Linked DNA regions of Homo sapiens: region 1 is linked to region 2. A link is an interaction called in ENCODE POLR2A ChIA-PET data of the cell type or tissue named here. Cell type or tissue: A673. All regions are shown on one strand. Each heading gives the region's core, and the rest is flanking DNA. Links, peaks and the distances in the headings are about the cores only. Region 1 overlaps P3H2 (prolyl 3-hydroxylase 2). Region 2 has its middle 44 kb from the start of P3H2-AS1.

Region 1 (5,390 bases), core at 256-5,255, 65 kb before region 2:
TGAACACAGACACCCAACTTGGCCAAAAGGTCTCCATATATTAAAGAGTGGGGTGAATTGCTAAATTTCAATCTCTTCAGCTTGGAAATACCACCTATCAGAAAAGATAAAGACAGCATCATGAAAAGACATCTTTTTATGAAAAGATAAAAGCAGCGTCATGAGAGATGAGAGCCTTGAAAGAGAAATTTATTAGTTTGTAGCTTTGTGTCTACAAAGAACTTCAAATCTGAACAGACAGCAACTGTGACATTTTGGCAAGAGCACTGGCCTTGGAGTCAGGAAACTTCTCTACTGAGCCATAGTTCTGCCACACTTGAGAATGGACAAGCCATTAAACCTCCGATTTCTCACAGGGCTCTCGTGAGGAAGGCAAGACGTGTGTGATGAAGTTTCAGAGCATGAATTTCAGAGCATAATGCAAACATGAGAGGTGATTATCTTCCTTCTCACTGTAATTCTCACCATTCAAAAGCAAGGAGAATCAATGTGAAACTGAGTGCTGGAACATATCATGCAAGTACTGACTCTCACAGATGTGATGCATTACTAAAAGTAAAACAAACAAACAACCAAAAAAACCGCTATGATTTCCCCAATACTGATTCTTCCCATATATTTGAAAATCAGAAATAATGTTGCTGGTTCCTCATATATAGTTCAATAAAGAAGTCAATAAGAGACTGACTTATACCTACAAACAAACAGACTGTGGACTGAAAAATAAAACAAAACGATTCCACCTGTTATGACATGAAAAACAATGAGGCCCCCACATACTGTGCTCTGGGGCCAATTCAGACCTCCCTCACAGGTACATATTCCCCTTCTTTCTTTCTGCCTCAGGTATCATATCTACAAAGTCTTACTTGAAAACCTAATTTTTATTGTTGTTGGATTACCCACAATAAAATTATTTTATTGTTGTTGGATTGCTACATAATCTTTGGCAGTGGATATTATCATAAGAATTCAAAACAAGAAGCTGCAAATATTCTAACCATTGGCCTTATCAAACAATTCCTACTGGAAGTGTTGTTTTAAGCAGCAGCTTTCATCCCCACGCCCCACCCCCGCAGGATAAAGGCATGCATGAGTCTGGAATGTATTAAAGGAGGTCAGAGGCCTTAAACCTTTCAAGGCCCCCCAAAAAACCCTACATATGCTCTCTGTGTCTGCACTATCCATGTCTAATTTATGTAAGCGCAATAGCATTTGGAAAAATACTTTAGGTCACATTAAGCCTTATGGCTAGTATGGATATTGTCATTGTTAAAGTAAAAATAAGCAATTACTGTGGTGAAAAATAAAAAAACATTTTATGAATATGGTAAAAGTAATTTTTTAAAAATGAAACAATTTTAGGTGATGCAAATTCTCATATGAGAAATTACAGTCGTGTAAAATGTATACATTTGTATACACTACATTTGTATAGAACTTGAACATTTCAAAATACTTTCCTTAGTCCTTATTGCATACGTGTTCCATAATCAATATTAGTAGCCCCCATTTTACAGAAGGAGAAACTAAGTTTCCAAAAAATGTATGACTTTTGCAGGGATCTGTGGAATCGCTCTTATTGTTTTATAATCAGATTGTGTACAGTTTAGGTTCCAAATGACAATAGGTTAATCTCGTGCTACAAAATTAAAAATTAAGAGATGAGGTCTGAAAGTGACAACAGTCATAATTTTCCGTAGTTGCTATAAATGAGACAGGATAATAGATGATAGATAGCCCATTAGAAAAATGATAATGATAGCACCAATAACAATTATTATTTACTAGGGCTTACAATAAGCTGTTACTATTCTAAGTGCCTAACTTGTATTCACTAATGAAATCCTCGCAATGCCACTGTCACTTACCCCTCCTTTCTGGATGAGAAAACAGAGGCAAAAGAGACTTTGAGTAACTTGCCCCAAATCAAAAAATAGTGTCTCGTTTATTTCTCTAGATCAGTGTTTCTCAAAATACATTGATCATTCATAATTTATTACACGGACCACCAACAGTTTCAGACTTAACAATGATTTGATTTAGGTGTATTTCGCAGAATTAAAATGCAAGTTTAATTATGATTTTCTTAGCAATTCCATTATATTCTTAATAATTATGACATTCTTAAGGTCATACAAGCTCTTCATTGGATTCTTCCAGGCATTTTCTGTCACATACCACTTAGTTGTCAAGGTTTATTTGATCTTGCTAACTTAATATTGTTGATACAACGCTGTTTACTTTTATTACATTTGCAGTTTTAATGCCATTGCTGTATTTTGCTATAGCTGTGCTTTTTTTTAAGAAAAAGGGTTCTTTCATGATTTACTGAAGCTTAATAGTAGATATAAGAATAATAACAAATACTAGATCTAAAAGTAATTTAACTAATAAAAACATTTTGTCAAGTTTCACTTCTTGCAGCAAAAATACTTACATTAAATATTATTGCCAAGAAGCTAGTAAAAAATGCCTCAACATGAACAACAAATTATGCGTGGAACGAAGAATAAACTTCTGGCAAAACTTCATTTTCAAATGACGCTGTAGGATATCACATAATGTAATACAATACACACAATGAGGAAAGACAATTACTACCACATGTTTAGATACAACAGATATTGCTTTATAGTCGGACAAACCACGAGAGAAGAATTACACTTGGACAACGGGTATATATGCAGGGGGAAAGTGTGGAATAACTCCTTTTTTCTTTATCACTAAAGCTTTATATCTTTATAAAGGTTTTATCAGCAGAAACTTCTTGTTTCTTTATCACATAGCAAGAAAGATTCTGTTGCTCTGGTTTAATTCACAATATTGTGTAAATCAGAACATGGATGTGTTGAACCAAGGTTGGCTGAAATAAAGAATGATACAGAACTGACCTTTTTTGTGCAGCAAAAAAGCACATTTCTAATAAGAAGTCTTACCTGAAAGACAATCTATAAACTGCTTTATTCATAGAAAAAAGATGGTATTAACAATATATATCTTGATCTTTTTTAGCATTATGGAAAATAAGGAAAATTGTGAAGAAAGTTGAATGTTAACCACTGGTTTACACCATTTCAGAGCGGAGTCTGCAGAACTGTGTGGCAGGTACAATACCTTTATCTAAGAGGAAGAGGTACTGAGGCTAATTGTAGAATTGAGTGATGAAAACTAAAATATTTCTTCAGAACCCTGACACTGCTATAAAATACCACTTCTGGCTGGACATGGTGGCTCATGCCTGTAATCCCAGCACTCTGGGAGGCCGAGGTGGGTGGATAACCTGAGGTCAGGAGTTCGAGACCAGCCGGCCCAACATGGTGAAATTCCATCTCTACTAAAAATATAAAAATTAGCCAGGTGCAGTGGTGGGCACTTGTAATCCCAGCTACTTGGGAGGCTGAGGCAGGAGAATTGCTCGAACTGGGGAGGCAGAGGTTGCAGTGAGCCAAGATCACGCCATTGCACTCCAGCCTGGGCGACAAAGAGCAAAACTCCGTCCCCCGCCCCCCCCGCCGCCCCCCCCCCCAAAAAAAACACTTCTATGATTGCATAAGGCTTGCCAAGGTCATTTTTCTCTGCAATGTATTCAATATTTTATATTACCTAAGCTTATTATCTTAATGTCTAAATGTCACAATTTTTGGTATTGAGGATAAGATACTAGGATTTATTAAAATGAGGAGTGAACAACTGCTGAGAGTTTCATAGTTTAGTAGCATTTAATAAATTTTTTTATCAGTGGAAATATTCTGCCAAATATTAAAATATATTGAAGCTGGCAGAGACTTCCAAGATTACATATTACAATCACCTCATTTTGTAAAAGAAGACTCTGAGGCCAAGAAAAGGTTAACTATTATAAAGCCCTACAGAGTTAGTAACATAATTAAAACTAGAGCCACACTTTCTATATTCCTCACTCTAATACAGTTTCCAAAATGTTCCACCCAATTTCATGCTATTATTCTCAAACTGACATATGAAGTTGGTATCATCATGAAAGGTCTGTCTTTACAAAACTATGATCAAGTGCAGAAAATGGTGTTTTTGAAGTATGTAAATACAGGCATACCGCTTCTGATTGTGCTTCATTTTATTGCACTTTCCAGATATTGTTTTTCACAAATTGAAGGTTTGTGGCGACCTTGCATCAGGCCACTTCTTTCAGTGCCACTTTTCCAACAGCATGTGCTCACCCCATGTCTCAACGTTACATTTTGGTAATTCTCACAATATTTTAAACTTTTTCATAGCTACCATTACTGTTACGATGATCTGTGATAACTGATCTTTGATGTTACTATTGCAGCTGGTTCGGGCCCCACAAACCATGCCCATATAAGATGGCAAACTTAATAGAAAAATGTTGTGTGTGTTCTGATGGCTTCATCAACTCACCATTCACCTGTCTCTCTCCCTGTCCTCAGGCCTCCCTGTCCCCTGAGACACAACAACACTGAAATTAGGCCAATTAATAATCCCACAATGGCTCTAAGTGTTCAAGTTAAGAGTCACATATCTCTCACTTTAAATCAAAAACTAAACATGATTAAGTTTACTGAGGAAGGCAGGTCAAAAGCCAAAATAGAATAAAAGCTAGGTTTCTTGCATCAGTTCACCAAATCATGAACGCAAAAAAAAAAAAAAAAAAAAAAAAAAGCGATTGAAGGAAATTAAAAGTGCTACTACAGTGAACACATGGATAAGAAAGTGAAACAGCCTTACTGCTGATATGGAGAAAGCTTTAGTGGTCTGGATAGAAAATCGAATCAGCCACAACATTCCTTAAGACCAAAGCATAATTCAGGGCAAGAGTCAAACTCTCCTCAATTCTGTGAAGGCTGAGAGAGCTGAGGAAGCTATAGAAAAACAGTCTGAAGCAAGCAGAAGTTGGTTCATGAGGTCTAAAAAAAGAAGCCGTCTTCATAAACATGAAAGTGCAAGATGACGCAGCAAGCGTTAATGTGGAAGCTGCAACAAGTTATCCGGAAGATCTAGCTAAAGTAATTAATAAAGGTGGCTGCACTAAACAACAAATTTTCATTGTAGATAAAGCATCTTCTTGGAAGATGTCACATAGGACTTTCTTAGCTAGAGAAAATGTTAATGCCGGATGTTAAAGCTTCAAAGGACAGACTGGCTCTATTGTTAGAGCTAATCCAGCTGGTGACTTTAACTTGAAGCCAATGTTCATTTACCATCCCCCAAATCCTAGGGCCCTTAAGAATTATGATAAATCTACTATGCCTTTGCTCTATAAATAGAATAACAAAGACTGGATGACATCATATCTGTTTACAGTATGGTTTACTGAGTATTTTAAGCCCACTGTTATCTGCTCAGAATAAAAGATTCATTTCAAAATATTACTGCTAATTGACAATGCT
Region 2 (5,390 bases), core at 118-5,117:
TGAGGAGGATGTATGTCGCCTCAGGACCCTGTAATAATTGCATTAACTGCACAAATTGTACAGCATGTGTGTTCGAATATGAAATGTGGGCACCTTGAAAAAAGAACAGGATAACAGCAATTGTTCAGGGAATAAGAGAGATAACCTTAAACTCTGACCGCCGGTGAGCCAGGTGGAACAGAGCCATATTTTCTCTTCTTTCAAAAGCAAATGGGAGAAATATCGCTGAATTCTTTTTCTCAGCATGGAACATCCCTGAGAAAGAGAATATGCGCCTGGAGGTATAGGCTTATAAACAGCCCCCCCAGGTGCGCCTGTCTCTTGTGGTCGAAACTGCAGAAATGAAATAGACTCCAGTCTCCCATAGTGCTCCCGGGCTTATTAGGAAGAGGAAATTCCCGCCTAATAAATTTAGTCAGACCGGTTGATCTCAGAACCCTGTTTCCTGATAAGATGTTATCAATGACAATGGTGCCTGAAACTTCATTAGCAATTTTAATTTCGCCTCAGTCCTGTGGTCCTGTGATCTCGCCCTGCCTCCACTTGCCTTGTGATATTCTATTACCCTGTTAAGTACTTGATGTCTGTCACCCACACCTATTCGCACACTCCCTCCCCTTTTGAAAATCCCTAATAAAAACTTGCTGGTTTTTGTGGCTTGTGGGGCATCACGGAACGTACCGACATGTGGTGTCTCCCTTGGACGCCCAGCTTTAAAATTTCTCTCTTTTGTACTCTGTCCCTTTATTTCTCAAGCCGGCCGACGCTTAGGAAAAATAGAAAAGAACTTCTGTGAATATCGGGGCAGATTCCCCGATAGACTTGGCTTTTTTTCTGAGTAAGCAGTGATATCCAATCTGTTTTTGGGGAAATAAACAAACTTTAAGAGAGTTGGGGCTGGGCATGGTGACTCACTTCTGTAATCTCAGCACTTTGGGAAGCCGAGGCGGGAGGATCACTTGAGGTCAGGAGTTCGTGATCAGCCTGGCCAGCACGGTGAAACCCTGCCACTACTAAAAATAAAAATTAGCCAGGCATGGTTGTGCACACCTGTAATCCCAGCTACTCAGGAGGCTGAGGCACAAGAATTGCTTGAACCCGGGAAGCGGAGATGACAGTGAGCTGAGATCATGCCACTGCACTCCAGCCTGAGGGACAGCGAGACTCTGTCTCAAAAAAAAAAAAAAAAAATTAAGAGAGTGGTACTGAGAAAAGTACCACCAGCATGCATTTATTTATTTATTTATTTATTTATTTATTTATTTATTTATTTATTTAGAAGGAGTCTTGCTCTGTTGCCCAGGCTGGAGTGCAGTGGAGCGATCTTGGCTCACTGCAACCTCCACCTCCTGGGTTCAAGTGATTCTTCTGCCTCAGCCTCCTGAGTCACTGGGACTACAGGCATGCACCACCACACCCAGCTAATCTTTGTATTTTTAGTAGAGACAGGGTTTTGCCATGTTGGTCAGGCTTGTCTTGAACTCCTGGCCTCAAGTTATCCATCTGCCTCGACCTCCCAAAGTGTTGGGATTACAGGCAAGAGCCACCCCAGCTGGCCCATTTAAGTCTTTAATCCATGTTAAGATGGTTTTTATATATGGTGTGAGAAAGGGGCTTTTCTAGTTCTTTTACATGCATTACTAAGTTATCGGCTGGAAGTTTTCTAATTTTTGGATGTAGGTGCTTATGGCTATGCATTGACCTCTTAGTATTGCTTTCACTGTATTCCATAGGTTTTCATATGTTGTAGTTCCATTTTCATTTGTTTCAAGAAATTTTTAAATTTTCTTCTTAATTTCTTCATCGACCCACTGGTCATTCAGGAGCATATTGTTTAATTTCTGTGTATTTGTAGAGTTTCCAAAATTCCTCTTGTTTTATTCCATTGTAGTCAGGGAAGATACTTGACATTATTTCAAGTTTTTTTAATTTTTAAAGACCCATTTTGTGGCTTAACGTACGGTCTTTCCTTTAGAGTGATCTACCTGCTGAGAAGAATGTGTATTCTGCAAGTATTGGATGAAATGATCTATAAATATCTATTATATCCCGTATTAGTAAGGGTTCTCTAGAGAAACAGAACTAATAGGATATATATATATGAGTATATATGAGTTTATTAAGTGTTTTTTTTTGTTTGTTTGTTTTTTTTTTGAGTCTTGCTCTATTGCCCAGGCTGCAGTGCAGTGGCACATTCTTGGCTCACTGCAACCACTACCTTCCAAGTTCAAGCCATTCTCCTGCCTCAGCCTCTCGAGTAGCCGAGATTACAGGCATGCACCACCACACCCAGCTAATTTTTGTATTTTTAGTAGAGACAGGGTTTCACCACGTTGGCCAGGCTGCTCTTGAGCTCCCGACCTCAAGTAATCTGCCTGCCTCGGCCTCCCAAAGTGCTGGGATTATAGGCGTGAGCCACTGCGCCCGGCCTATTAAATATTAACTTACACAATCACAAGGTCCCACAATAGGTTGTCTGCAAGCTTGAGGAGCAAGGAGGGCCAGTCCAAGTCCCAAAACTGAAGAACTTGGAGTCCGATATTCAAGGGCAGGAAGCATCCGGCACGGGAGAAAGATGTAGGCTGAGAGGCTAGGCCAGTCTTATCTTTTCACGTTTTTATGCCTGCTTTATATTCAGTGGAAGCTGATTAGATGATGCCCAACAGATTAAGGCAGGTCTGCCTTCCTCAGCTCACTGACTCAAAGGTTAATCTCTTTCGGCAACACCCACACAGACAGGCCCAGAATTAATACTCTGTATCTTTCAATCCAATCAAGTTGACATTCAGTATTAACCATCACAGGTCCATTTGGTTTATAGTGCAGATTAAGTCTGATGTTTCTTCGCTGATTTTCTGGCTAGATTATCTGTTCAATGCTCAAAGTGGAATGTTGAAGTCTCCAGCTATTATTGCATTGGGGTATACCTCTCTTTAGCTCTAATAATATTTGCTTTATATATCTGGATGCTCCCGTGTTGAGTGCATATATTTTTATAATTCTTATATCCTGTGGCTAAGTTGACCCCTTTGTTATTATATAATGACTTTTTTTTTTTAATAGTTTTTTGTTTTCACATGTATTTTGTCTAAGTATAGCTACCCCTGCTCTTTCTTGATTTCTGTTTGCGTGGAATATTTTTTTCCAACTCTTTATTTTCAGTCTATGTATGTCTTTATAGGTAGGGAGTGTTTCTTGTAGGCCACAGATTATTATTCTTTAAATCCATTCAGCCACTCTATGCCTTTTAATTGGAGAGTTTATTCCATTTATATTCAATGTTATTATTGATAATTAAGGACCCCTGCCATTTTTTTTTTTTTTTTTTTTTACTGTTTCATGGCCTTTTCTTCCTTTGTTCTTTTCTTCCTGTCTTCACTTTAGTGAAGATGATTTTCTCAGTAGGTTTGTTTTAATTTCTTGCCTTTTATATTCTGTGTGTTTTGTTTTGTTTTGTTTTTTTGATTTGAGGTTATCATGAGGCTTGCAGATAATATCCTATAACTCATTATATTAAAGTGAAGAAAACCTAGCACTGATTATATAAACAAACAACTAGCAAACACTCAAAGAGAAAACTAATAAAAACTCTACACTTTAAAAATATGGACTACTTCACATAATTGCATGTTATTCTTTGACAGGGGTCATGGTAATCATCTCTGTATGATTCTACTTTTATTATATGTGGTGCCAACATAAACACTCAATTATTTATGTAAGTAAATTAAATTCTCCAATCAAAAGACCTAGGGTGGCTGAATGGATTAAATAGCAATTTACAACAATATAATTCCTGCAAGAGACTCACTTTAGCCTCAAGGAAAAACATAGCCTGAAAGTGAAGGGATGGCATAAGATATTCCATGCAAATGACAACCAAAAGAGAGCAGAAGTGGCTGTACTTAACAGTAGACAAAATAGACTTTCAGTCAAAACAGATGAAGAAAGTCACTATAAAAAGAGGTCAATTAATCAAGAGCATATAACTATTGTAAATATATAAGCATCCAACTTCAGAGCACCTACATACATAAATCAAATATTAACAGAACTTAAGGGAGAAGTAGATAGCAATACAATAGTAGAAGACTTCAGTACCCCGCTGTCAACAATGGATAAGTTATTCACTCAGAAAATCAGCAAGGAAACAGCAGACTTGAATACCACAATAGATCAAATGTCCTAACTGATAAATACAAAACATTACTTCCAATAGCAGCAGAGTAAACATTCTTCTCAAGCTTACATGGAATATTCTCCAGGATAGATAATATGTTAGGCCACAAAACAAGTCTTAACAAATTTAGGAAGATTGAAATCATATCAAGTATCTTTTCCAACCACAATGTTATGAAACTAAAAATCAATAACAGGAGGAACTTTGGAAAATTAAAACATATGTGGAAATTAAACATACTCCTCAATAACCAAATTACTTTTTCTGGTCAGAGAAGAAATCAAAAGACAATGAAAATGGACTCACAACACATCAAAACTTATGGAGTGCAGCAAAAAGCTTCATTCCCTATGGGGGAAATTTACAGTGATAAATGCCTACATCATGAAAAAGAAAGGTAGAAAGAAAGAAAGAAAGGAGCAACCTTACTTTATACCTCAAGAAACTAGAAAAATAGAGAAAATATGAATCTAAAATTGACAAGAAGAAGGAAGTAAAAATTAGAGCAGAAATAAATGAAATAGAGATTAGAAAAACAATTTAGTCTCCAGAAACACTCGGGCTGGTGGCAGTGAGGGTGTTAATTATAATTTGGATATAAAACCATTTTCCTAGCCCACCTTAGAGAAGACTGTTGCCACGCTAGTTGAAATGGTTCCAATAGCCTCCCTTGCAAGTCACTTCAGAGTCAAAGAATTTTCTTTGTAAAAACAGCAAGGGAGGTGTCACAGTATTCCATTTAGAGCGACAACTTTAAGTTCTTGCCATGGAAAATTCAGAGAAGACAGAAGTGGCTCTCTGTGCTTGTGGTTCCTTTAATTCTATCACCAACAAGCACCTCAGGTTGTTTGAGCTGGCCAAGGATTACATGAATGGAACAGGAAGATATAGAGTTGTCAAAGGCATAATCTCTCCTGTTGGCGATGCATACAAGAAGAAAGGACTCATTCCTGCCCATCACCAGGTCATCACGGCAGAACTTGCCACCCAAAATTCCAAATGGGTAGAAGTTGACACATGGGAAAGTCTTCAGAAGGAGTGGATAGAGACTGTTAAGGTGCTAAGGCACCATCAAGAGAAACTGAAGGCCAGTAACTGTGATCACCAGCAGAACTCACCTACATTAGGAAGGCCTGGACGAAAGAGGAAGTGGACTGAACAAAGACAAGATTCTGATCAAGAGGAATCCCCTAGAGCCAAAAATGAAAGG

The links. Peaks named below come from ENCODE experiments on the same cell type or tissue, not always from the same donor. Only the 100,000 strongest peaks of a DNase experiment are listed, where the experiment ranks them.
Region 1: POLR2A ChIA-PET joins it to region 2 with 6 read pairs; 2 of 35 experiments call an interaction of 5 or more read pairs at or near these places.

The regions. Positions count from the first base shown.
Region 1 is chr3:190,096,733-190,102,122 of GRCh38, forward strand. All of the region lies in intron 1 of P3H2 (prolyl 3-hydroxylase 2), which reads right to left. Among named protein-coding and RNA genes, the nearest start is that of P3H2, 21 kb to the right of the region's middle. In A673, for the core only: no CTCF peak of the experiment used is centred there; DNase peaks (open chromatin) are centred at 2,599 and 5,179; H3K4me3 peaks cover 1,533 bases; H3K27ac peaks cover 3,043 bases.
Region 2 is chr3:190,161,818-190,167,207 of GRCh38, forward strand. It overlaps the pseudogene RNU6-1109P and the pseudogene NMNAT1P3. Among named protein-coding and RNA genes, the nearest start is that of P3H2-AS1, 44 kb to the left of the region's middle. RefSeq lists an enhancer at 93-804. In A673, for the core only: no CTCF peak of the experiment used is centred there; no DNase peak of the experiment used is centred there.